3 separate regions of the Homo sapiens genome follow, and regions 2 and 3 are each linked to region 1. The links are chromatin contacts, found by Hi-C or POLR2A ChIA-PET in ENCODE. All regions are on one chromosome and are shown on one strand. Each heading gives the region's core, a stretch centred on a gene start or an enhancer-like site at or near the end of the contact. The rest is flanking DNA. Distances are from core to core; before and after follow the strand shown.

The links. A loop is a pair of places that touch in the nucleus more often than their neighbours do. ChIA-PET counts read pairs that join two places held with the same protein, here RNA polymerase II (POLR2A). Pooled maps may share reads with other maps.
Region 2: a loop to region 1 is called in a map of natural killer cell, with 3 times the contacts of the local background. The contact joins two enhancer-like sites. A Hi-C loop is called at or near these places in 4 of 168 maps with a recorded cell type or tissue (B cell, OCI-LY7, naive thymus-derived CD4-positive, alpha-beta T cell and 1 more), 11 of 37 single-sample maps with no recorded cell type and 11 of 50 pooled maps. POLR2A ChIA-PET finds 5 or more read pairs at or near these places in 8 of 52 experiments (GM12878, OCI-LY7, activated B cell and 4 more).
Region 3: a loop to region 1 is called in a map of natural killer cell, with 4 times the contacts of the local background. The contact joins two enhancer-like sites. A Hi-C loop is called at or near these places in 4 of 168 maps with a recorded cell type or tissue (CD8-positive, alpha-beta T cell, OCI-LY7, naive thymus-derived CD4-positive, alpha-beta T cell and 1 more), 25 of 37 single-sample maps with no recorded cell type and 15 of 50 pooled maps. POLR2A ChIA-PET finds 5 or more read pairs at or near these places in 11 of 52 experiments (BJ, GM12878, MCF 10A and 6 more).

What each region holds. Positions count from the first base shown.
Region 1 is chr15:94,270,330-94,273,956 of GRCh38, reverse strand. The region is part of intron 1 of MCTP2 (multiple C2 and transmembrane domain containing 2); the gene reads right to left. It also overlaps the pseudogene RPL26P5. Among named protein-coding and RNA genes, the nearest start is that of MCTP2, 41 kb to the right of the region's middle. Within about 2 kb of position 1,581, at least 4 of the 41 ENCODE cell types and tissues checked have a DNase peak (open chromatin) inside an H3K27ac peak, as active enhancers do; they include CD8-positive, alpha-beta T cell, OCI-LY7 and natural killer cell, where a contact is called at or near this core.
Region 2 is chr15:94,323,528-94,327,154 of GRCh38, reverse strand. The region is part of intron 4 of MCTP2 (multiple C2 and transmembrane domain containing 2); the gene reads right to left. Among named protein-coding and RNA genes, the nearest start is that of MCTP2, 94 kb to the right of the region's middle. Within about 2 kb of position 1,899, at least 2 of the 41 ENCODE cell types and tissues checked have a DNase peak (open chromatin) inside an H3K27ac peak, as active enhancers do; they include natural killer cell, where a contact is called at or near this core.
Region 3 is chr15:94,304,479-94,308,105 of GRCh38, reverse strand. The region is part of intron 2 of MCTP2 (multiple C2 and transmembrane domain containing 2); the gene reads right to left. Among named protein-coding and RNA genes, the nearest start is that of MCTP2, 75 kb to the right of the region's middle. Within about 2 kb of position 1,250, at least 4 of the 41 ENCODE cell types and tissues checked have a DNase peak (open chromatin) inside an H3K27ac peak, as active enhancers do; they include CD8-positive, alpha-beta T cell, OCI-LY7 and natural killer cell, where a contact is called at or near this core.

The DNA.
Region 1 (3,627 bases), core at 332-2,831:
TTTCCAACTTGTCAAGACTTGGCTTTGCATTCAAGAATTTTTTCTGATCCTTGTCCAGTTTTGGCCTGGTGAGAGCCACCTTGCTCAAGTGAAGGCCCACAGGGATGGTGGTGCCGTTGGCCCTCTCACACTGCACCTGCTCAATGTAGAGGACATATTTCTTTCTGAATAAGGGACACAAGGAAGTGTGTGTGGGTGTGCATGCATTGGGAAATGATGGATACACCTTGACTTTCTTTCTGTACAACTTGACTACTTGCCAATTTGTTAACCTCTGTAGTGTCCTCAAACCACCTGGACCTCGTGGTCCTTGCAGATGGGCATGGAGCAGACATTGTATTTCTGCTCAGCTCTTTGGAGAGCAGGGACGACATGACCTTCCTGCATACCTGCGAGGGGGCATTGAAGTGACGTTTGCAGTTTTTGCTGTGGTCCCAGGTCACCAAGCGATTGAACTTCATGGTGACTCTCTGGCTCCTATATATTTCCTGATTTCTATCTTATTCTATGACATATTGGATTTTAGAAATATAGTGCTTAATTTCTATATGGGGATTGTCTAGTTATGTTTGTGTAACTGACTTCTAGCCTAATTGCTGAGGATTAAGTCAGAAAGCAAATCAGTATGTTTTCAGTCCTCTGAAATTAGAGGCTCCCTTTGTGGCCCAGCACATGGTTAATTCTGCAGTTGCTGGGTTCTATATATGCCATTTAGTGAAAGGTGTTTGGCTGTGTTGTTTAGATCTATGTGCTTTTGATTTGTTCATCTTCTTGTTCTATCAGTAAAGACAACAGGTATTGAGAAAGCAATGTTGCTGCATTAACGGCACTCACTAAAGGGGATGAGAGACGGTATGTCACTATTGAGTCCAGCCCTACTAGAGAGTTCTAGGGTAATTCGCTGAGAAGTACAGGTTTTCAAGGGATAGCCTGAGATCAGTCTTGACTTTGTTGTGTTTCACAAGTCCAGCTGGAAAAGCCACATTGGCAGCTGGACACATGATTGTGAAGCAAAGAGAGAGGGCACATCTAGAGAAAGATGTTGAAGAGATTGGCAATTCAGATGACAATTGGAGGCATGGTAATGGATGACATTGCCAAGAAAATATAAAAGCCTTATACTATGACGATTAGCCTTAAAGAACTCCAACACTTAGTGGTTTCTTAGAGCAGCATAAACTTGCAAAGGAAACTAGAAAGACATAGCCAGAGAGGGGAAAAAAAAATATGGTGTTATCTTATGACAAATAGAACCCAAAACCGAAAAGCCAAAGGAAGGGTGTTTTATAGAGGAAGTGGTCAACAGTCTCAAGTGCTGTTTGGAGATCCAGTAACAATAATCTTGAATGTATCCATTTAGTGAAATGAAGATTACTGACAATCTTGATATGCATTGTTTTGATGGGAGAATGGAGAAGAAAATCTGCCTAAAGTAGGTTCAGAAGAGAGTGGGAAAGAAGGAAATGAAAGTAACAGATTAGATAACTAAAAAAAAAATTGGGCTGAAGGTCGAGCAGAAGAGGCTGGATCACAGAGGTAGACAGACGCAACACTCACGCTAAACGCACGTGCTTCTCTGGCTACAGTGTTCAATCAGTAATTACTCATTGATTGGACTGCTACCCCTCATCTCCCAATGCATGCACACCCACACACACTTCCTTGATCACCTTAGAAGAATAGTTATTATCTGCCATCCAGGTATAGACCCAAGTTTTGAAATTAAGCACCATCCAATAAAAAAAATTGTCTTAGCCATTACATACAAATATAAGAGAAGGCAATTCACTTCTTCACATAATTGAGTTTATTGGCCCTAGATTAAACCACACAGATGGATCTCTTAAACAGTTCCTACATTAGAACACAACCATTAAACTTCAAAGGTCCTGCCTAACATTATCACCACATTTAAAGGTTTCCTTGTCTAATAATTACCTGCAGAAACAGAACACCTGAACTATCTTTAGAACATCACCGGAATAAGGATAGTAGGAGGCAAAGGTATTAATTTCCAGTACAAAATCTTGTCCAACTTAGGTAAAGAAGTTATTTTAGGATGGTAAATGTAATTGAAAGGTTAGCCCAAAAGAAACACTAATTTAGAACAACAGAAACTTTATGCATATGTTCCAAAGCCATTTCTGGTGTGAAAAAGAATATGTTTCACAAATGGTGCATATTTTTAAGCCATAAAATCCAGACAAATTTTTCAGAAACAAAGCAAAATATTTTAAAGAAATCATCACATCTACCAAAGAGCAAGAAAGAAAATTTAAATTCAAATACCTATCTTTCAAATAAGTATATTATACCATTTATCTTTCTCTTGCTTCTAAAACATCAAGCCAGTAGTTTCTTTCATAACATAATCATTCAAAGCATGTCCCCAGCTCCTACCCATATTAACAGAAACAGCAAACACCTATTGTCTATCCAAAGAGCAATTACACCTCCTCCAAGCAGACAGGAAAACTCACTAATTCTAACATGCTACAAGTAGTTTTACTGATAACCTCTAGAGATTTGCAACCAATTTCAAAACATATACCCAAATATAATCACATCATTATGCCCTTAAGGTAGTCTCATGTAAGAATACAAGTATCATGCTTCCTTCAATTAAAAGAGATGAGAGAATAATATAATTGGAAGAGCAGTGAGTAGAGAAATCCAATTTTTGGACAACCTAATGTGTGGTATATCTTGCAAAGCTTATCAAAATTGTTTAGATGGGGAGTTTCCTGTAAATTATTAATTCCATCATCTGGATTTAAATCTATGTAACTAGTAGAAAGGATAACTTTTTTATGCACACACACTCTCGTCTCACATACATACACACAAATAGCATATGAAGTACTGTTGTAACTGACTGGTAACACTGTTGTGATTGACTGGTAATACAACCAAGTGTTACCAGTCAATTACAACTTCTTTGCCATTGCTGTTTTAAAATACTAATCCAGTCATCTGATACACATATTGACACCTAAGTAACGATGGGATATTCCAGCCACTAGGGATATATCAGTGAACAAGGCAGAGTACTTGCTTACATGAAAGTTATGTACTACTTGGAAGAGACAGACAATAATTTCTGTCTGTCTGTGATGGTAAAGGGAAGAGAAACAACCGAGTGGAAACAAAGGGTGGCTGTGGACAGCCAAGCATCTATTTTTCTATCATGCATCAGGAAAACACCCCTTAGATGAGGTAAGCAGAATGTGGAAGAAAGTGTGGGAGAACACCAGGGGGATACATGTAGCCAAAGAGCCTCTCACATAGCAGAAAGAGCAAGTGCAGAAGGCCAGGAGAGGGGGATAGGGGGTAGGCAGCCCACCTGGGGAGATGGAGAAAGAGCAAGGAGGCCAGTGTGGTTGGAAGAGAGCCAGAGAGGGGGACCACCAGGAGATGACCTCAAAGGGGAGCAGGAGATCGCATTGGACAGGTCCATGTAGGCCAGTCTGTGGACATCAGCTTTTACTGTGAGTGGGCTGGGAAACCACTAAAGGTTAAAAATGGCGTCAAACAATTCCTCTACTAGTTCCTACTAAGCATCTGGTCCTGTGTTCACTGCTTTACATACATCATCAGAAATCCTTAAAATGATCTTATACAATAGGT
Region 2 (3,627 bases), core at 650-3,149, 53 kb before region 1:
AGATAAAAAATGACACTTTCCAGAAAAGAATCGTAAGATTAAAAATATTTTTGCAACAAAAACTTTATAAACACAATCTAAAGGCAAGTGACAAATTTAAAAAATGCATGTGAACATGCCCAGGAGACAGAATGAACAAGTGATGCATGGAACAGACTATGCAGAGAAGCAAATATCTCATTAACCAAACATATTTAAAGGTCCAAATTGATGAAAACAATTTAAAGAAAAAAACAAGACAACACTTTCCTTCTATCAAATTAACAAAGATATGGCTAGGCACGGTGGCTAATGCCTGTAATCCCAGCACTTTGGGAGGCCGAGGTTGGGGGGGGGTGGGGCGGGGATCACCTGAGGTCAAGAGTTCGAGACCAGCCTGGCCAACAGGGTGAAACGCCATCTCTACTAAAAACACAAAAATTAGCCAGGCGTGGTGGCCCATGCCTGTAATCCCAGCTACTCAGGAGGCTGAGGCAGGAGAATTGCTTGAACCCAGGAGGCAGAAGTTGTAGGAAGCTGAGATCATGCCACTGCACTCCAGCCTGGGTGACAGAGCGAGACTCAGTCTCAAAAAAAAAAAAAGTAACAATAATATTCCACATAACAAGGTAGGTGAGAAACAAAAAGTGGCCCACTTTCACACACCAGTAGGTCAACAAATAGGTCTTTCTCAAGAGTAAATTGGCAATTTTTTAATGAGAATCTTGAAATGCTCAGATCATATAACACAAAAAATGCAATCCACCTGAATAAATAACTCACTTGCAAATATATGAAAAAGTAACCTGTACACACAGATTTAGGTATAAGAACGTTTGTTGTGGCATTATTCCTAATGTTACAAATTTTGAACAAACTTAATTCAGAATGTTGACTGAACAAAGTATGGTGCCCTAAGCTTTTAATTTCTTCTCCAAAATAAAGTTTTTATAATACAGAGAAAAATGTGTAGAGAGAAAACACCAGGTAACCAAACATTTAAAAGCCAGATTCTCTTTCATTTTAGAAAGAAAAATAGATTTTAAAAATCGGGGCGGGCCAGCCACGGTGGCTCATGCCTGTAATCCCAGCACTTTGGGAGGCTGAGGCAGGCAGATCACAAGGTCAGGAGATCGAGACCATCCTGGCCAACATGGTGAAACCCCCATCACTACTAAAAATACAAAAATTAGCTGGGCATGGTGGCGCATGCCTGTAATCCCAGCTACTCGGGAGGCTGATGCAGGAGAATCACTTGAACCAGAGAGGCAGAGGTTGCAGTGAGCCGAGATCGCGCCACTGTACTCCAGCCTGGCAACAGACCAAGACTCCGTCTCAAAAAAAAAAAAAAAAAAAAAAAAAATCGGAGCGATGGAGTAGAGTAGGTTCAGAATTTCGGTAAGGCCTAGTGGTGTGCCTTCGTCAACACCAGTTTTACTCATGAAGGGGCATTTTCTAGGTCAAATTTATGATGGGGAAAATTAAACCTCAATCCACGACAGAGTCTTTATTCAAATAAGGTGCCTTTTAAAAGAGTCTCTCATTTCTCCTGTTTCACAGAAAATAAGACCTGACCTCAAGAAAACACCTTTCACAACCCTCACACCACCCAGGTTAGAGGTGGTGGTGGCGGCAGGGGGAGGAACTTTTATCTCAAAAGAAGTAAAAGAGCAAAAAGATACACAAAAAGTACAAAAATTGATGAGGAAACTGGGAAGATAAGCCCACGATAAAAAGGATGGGGAAATCACAAAGTCATTCCTGTTCCCACAGGCGAAATGCAAAAACAAAACCCAAACTAGAATAACTATACCAAGAATAACTATGACAATTCACACGGCAATAGTAACAGCTAATGTTTATTGCATATGACTGTTTCAGCTCCACCCACCTCACGGCCCCGCCCCACGACCACCACCAAGTCTCCACAAGCACACACACCAGGTTAATCCTACCGCAAGCCTAGCAGGCTCATGGCTAGACCGTGTCTGAGCTAGAATCCAAACTCCGGTGGTCCATGTCCAAAGCCCACGCATAACCCTCACCCACCATCCAGCACTCTTCAGCACGTCACATCATGACACAAAACAAAATGATGTCTGTAGGGCACAGCAGGGTTTATGGTGGCCCAAGCCTAACAGAGGTGCCCAGAGGGCTGCCAGAATGAATACTTCAGTACATCCCATTCAGAACACACCTGTTGGGAAGCTACACCGCTGCTCAGTATACAATACAGAGTTCTAGCAACATCATAAAAATTAGCCTGCTAAATAGCAAAAGAAAACCAGGACTTAAATCAGTCATTTTAACTTTTTGGTAACAATTTAGTAATTTATTAAACAACAATAATTGAATAATAATATAATAAACAATAAGATAACAATTATTTAATAATAGTAAAAATTATGCTATGTAACAGCGATTACATAGCATAATTCTCACAGTATCGAGAGATCTTTAAATTTTTTCTCTGAACTACTCCTTTTAAATATGAACTTGACTTATGTAGCACATTTTTTTCCATTATCTGCATATAAAGCTGCCATTGCTCTAGAAACGAACGTCAGATATCTACCTGTGCTGGAAATTGAGAAAGAGAGCAGTTTTCTGAATGAGTGTTCATTTATTTTCATCCACTAAAACTCGCATCAAAAAAGACCATCAAACCTCAACCTACAGCTGAAGTGATTTTCACGGCCCTAGTAATGTGACAGCGAACTTCCATTAACTTTTCTTTTCCTTTTGCAACGCTACAGAGTGGCCACAAGAGGGCACCAGCAACACAGTATTCCCTCAGCCCACAGTGGTAAACTACTACAGCGGCCTAACATTACAGCAAAGCACAGGGTTTTAAAGCGAGGGCTATTGTTTTCCACGTATTAGCGCTCTACGAGCCAACAGGGTATGAGCTGAGCATTTTGCACAGGACGAGAGACCTGCCCATATCGCAAGGCTGAAGTTCAAGCCAGGCCTGGAGCATAAGACCAGCTCTAAGACGCCAGAACACCTCCTCCTCGGCCACATTCCTTCCCATGGGAAATGGACCCAGGGTTCAGTTTCCTCCATGCATCAACCAAATCATGAAGCAGTTGGAATTAAAGGCGATTGCTCACATATTTCTTCTGCTTTACCAGTCTCAAAGTTTAAGACAGCCAAGAGCTACTCAGATCGAGAACTTAAAACAAGTGTAAGTCCTATTTGGTCGAAAACAATACATCTTGTATAACATCCCGGAAAATAATGGAAAGGAAATGGGGAATATAAGGAAATAAAAGGAAAACGTTAGGATGAAGAAAAGGAGAGTAGAAAGAGCAAAGAAAGATGAGAGAAATAGAAGAGGGGACAGGGAGGGTCAGATGAACACAACACACAGGCAATGGCTGAGACAGCAGACATGCAGGAAGATGGCGGCCATTCTTCCTATGCGGATTGCTAACGAAGGTGAGCTCAATGCCATGCCTGGACCATTGACAGCATCAGAGTAAGACTCGTTCTTAGAAAGACCACTACAGCAGCCAAAGTCATCCAACAATAAATAATAACAGTAATAATAACAGGGCTGCTTAGTTTACTCCTGAGCTCCCCAATACCAGACCTCCTATTGTCAAGGCTGAAGGCCCACATGCCAAAGATTCAAAGGAAATTCTT
Region 3 (3,627 bases), core at 1-2,500, 34 kb before region 1:
GAGGACTCTTCGCATACAGAGGAAACCAAATAGATGTGGTCTGATAATATTTATGTAGAAATTAGCAGAGTTCCTTACACATAAACCCTCAGTAAGTAGCATTAGATTGGTGTTGCTATTCTATTTATTATTATTATTATGAATTATATTAGTAATAGTCATAAAACAGCCTATGTGTTTGGGAAGAGTGGATCAAAAGAACTTGATGAAGGTGGTGAGCAATCTGAGTCCCTTTCTTAGCTCCCTCCAACATTCCCCACCGAAAGTGACCAGGACAAAGTCAGAGACTGGCTGACGAAGCCTCGGGACAGTGCCATTTTCCCTCTGCCCACAGCCCATCAGCCTGTGCGCCATTTCTCCATATCTTTTGTCCAAGGCAAAGCTTGGACTTACTGCTATACCCAGTGTCTACAGCAGACACAGCAAGCACTGCCCGTGTGCCAACGATTCCTTCTGCCCTATGAGTGATGCAGCATTGAGCCCATGGGGCTCCTGTGCATCCCGCTCATTCAGTGCACTAAGCAGCTAGAGTTGCCTGACAAGATAGGAACGCCCTACATGATGTGGCTTCTGTTCACTTCTCTGCCATCTCCTCCCATTGCCGCCTCACTGCCTCCTCTCCAGCCTCACTGCTTCCTTGCTCTTCCTGAAACATCAGGGACACTCCTGCTACCCTGGGGCCTTTATGCTTGCTGTTCTCTTTTTCTGGAAGGCTTTTCTCTAGCTATGCACACAACCCACTTCCTCACCTCCTCCATATCTTTGTGTGAAGGTTATCTTCTCGGAAGAGGTCCTTCCTGACCACTCTGTACAAAATGATAACACCTCCCCCCCAGCACCTACTCTGCTTTCTTTCTCTCCATGACACTTTATGTTCTGATTATATCTATAGCTTGCCACCTTTCCTAGTGGAAACTCCATGAGGAAGGTGACTTTTTTCTATTTTGTTGACTACTCTGTCCCTAGTGTCTGGATCTGCATCAGCACAAAGCAGGCGTTCAACAGGTGCGAAGGGAAGGAAGAAGAACAGCGAGACTGAGCCCATGATGGACCCTGGGATGTAGCTGACACACCTGCCTCTCTGACACACCATCACATATTGAGGTACGACTTTCGAGATCACACAAAAATAGTAAAAATGACGTCATTGAAGTGTAGAGAAACTGACGCACTTGTTTAATTTTGCAACCTGGAGGTCGTTTCCTCTCCTCTGTGGTTTCTCACTCTACTTCTCTGTGATCACTAACCTGAAGCTATGCAGTTGCCAAGCCATTTCTGGAAATATCTCAATGGGGAACTTCTCTAAATCACTCAACTCACCCACGTAAGTGCATGCCAAAGCTAGTTATTCACAACTCCAACTGCCAAATGAAATGTCAGGGAAGGACATACCCCATTGTGGAATTTCATGGATTATGGGAAAGGGGGAATGATCCTTTCTTTCATAATTATTAGTTATTGACCATGACAATGAGCCCATTCAATCTTGATAATTATCCTTGTGTTTAAAAGGACACAGTGGACACAGAAAAATAAATGTCTTCCTTTTGTGATCAACTTTTTTTATCTCCAGATCTGAGCTCTCCCATTTGCAGAATTGTACTTCCAAACTCATGTTATACCCACAGTTCTGCGCACAGTCCCAGGATTCAGACAATCCTGGAGTTAGATCCTGTCTCTGACACTTACTAGCTGGATGACATTAAGCAAGTCACTAAAATTCTCCAAACCTCCATGTCATTCTGAAAAATAAGCAATGTTAAAAATAATTATAAACACTAATGAATACAACCAAAATCATGGCAGTAAGCACTTGTTAGGTGCTTGTGGCTGGCAGGTACTGGGCTAAGACCTTCATATTTTTCTAGCCCCACAGACAAACTTAACTAATCTGTATTACTCTCTGCCTATCTAAGTCTTACTAATTCTCAAAAGGAGTTCTCTTCAAGCCTTTCCTGACCACCCTGCTCAGAATAACCTCCCCATTCATCTCAACTGGTTATCTAGCACTGAGTAGAGACTGGTTGGTATTGCTGGTCATTTTTTTCAGTGTCTGTGTCTAATCCCAATTTCACCATCAATACCTACGGCAAGAACCAGAATAGACCGTATGCATTTTCTAAATACTTAGCTGATTTTACAATGCATGTTAAAAGCGTCTTGTAAAGTAAGTACTGGGAGAGTGCTGACTAGAGGAGAAAATGAGGAGAAAAAAACTAGATAAGAAGAAAAAAATAAAAAAATAAGCTCCTCTCCCTCCGAGTTCCCTTAACTTTAGCTTCTTCACATTTCATCTGATGCTTAGAAACTCCTTTCTTTAGGGCCCTACCCACGTAGCGCCTCCATGTATCACCCTTCCCCAACACAACTAAATTTCTTATGGCTTTCCAAGCCTTTGGCAGTGGCTGGAAAGTCAACTGCAGTGATAATATGAATCAATATACATGCATATCATATAAGCAAGGTTTGCAGAAAGGCCGGGAGAAGAAGAAAAATGACATTTCTACTCTTCAAGAGCTTATACTCTAACAAGAGAGACTGACTTCTAAACAGCTATGTGTGTATACACACACACCTATAAAAAGGTATATATATACACTCCCATACATATATATATATATCCGCATGTGTGTGTATGTGTGTGGAGGTATTGGTATGTGGCAGTAGACTATGGTGCTCTTACCTCCTCTTTAGCCACAAGTCTTGGCCACAAGCAATGAGATCGTCCTCCGAGGCTAAAACTGTTAAGATCACAGAGTTAGTCAGCTCAGGCGACTATAACAAAATACCACTTACTAGGTGGCTTAAACAACAGAAACCCACTTCCTGCCTTGCAGATGACTCCATTCTCACTGTGTCCTCACATGGTGGGGAATGAGAGACCTCTGGTGTCTCTTTCTCTTGTATAAGGACACCAGTTCCATTGGATCAGGGCTCCATGCTTCTGACCTCACTTATCCTTAATCACCTCCTAAAGGCCATATCTTCAATACAGTCATGTAAAGGTTAGAGATTCAACATAAGAACTTGGTCTGGGGGACACAATTCAATCCAAGCAATGACTCTTTATCCGTCAGCACCCAGACATACAAAGTCACCTAAAGGACACAATATGGATGCCAGGCCACCATGATAAGATATCAGCCTTACAATTAATGAAGTGATAACATACAATTAATGAAATAATGTGTCAATCAGAAAAAGGGAGAGGTCACGCCAGGAAGCCTCAATAAAAGTTTGGACTTGTTCAGAAGGAGGGACTTTAAAATCCAGGCTTCCTGGACTAAGTGGGCTCACAGAGATGGATAAAGGTGGCCCTAGTAGACAAAGTGTGAGTATGTCAAGTTCTAATTTGTGGCTCAGTACCCATTGTGAGATGGATGGTGTATGAAATGCCATTCAGCATGGAGCCCATGCATTCTCCCTGCAGTGTGCCAATCCCTGCACCAATTTTCCTGATTCTCATGTGACTTCTCCTAAAGGCTGACTGTGGGGAGGAAATGCATTTCAAGTGTTTCCAGGCCCTGAGATAATAATTTCTCCTAACAGGTTAATGAAGTAGACATTGATTATGATTTGACTTTCTGTGTGATTTGACAAAAATGAAGAATGAGCTGTTTACATCAA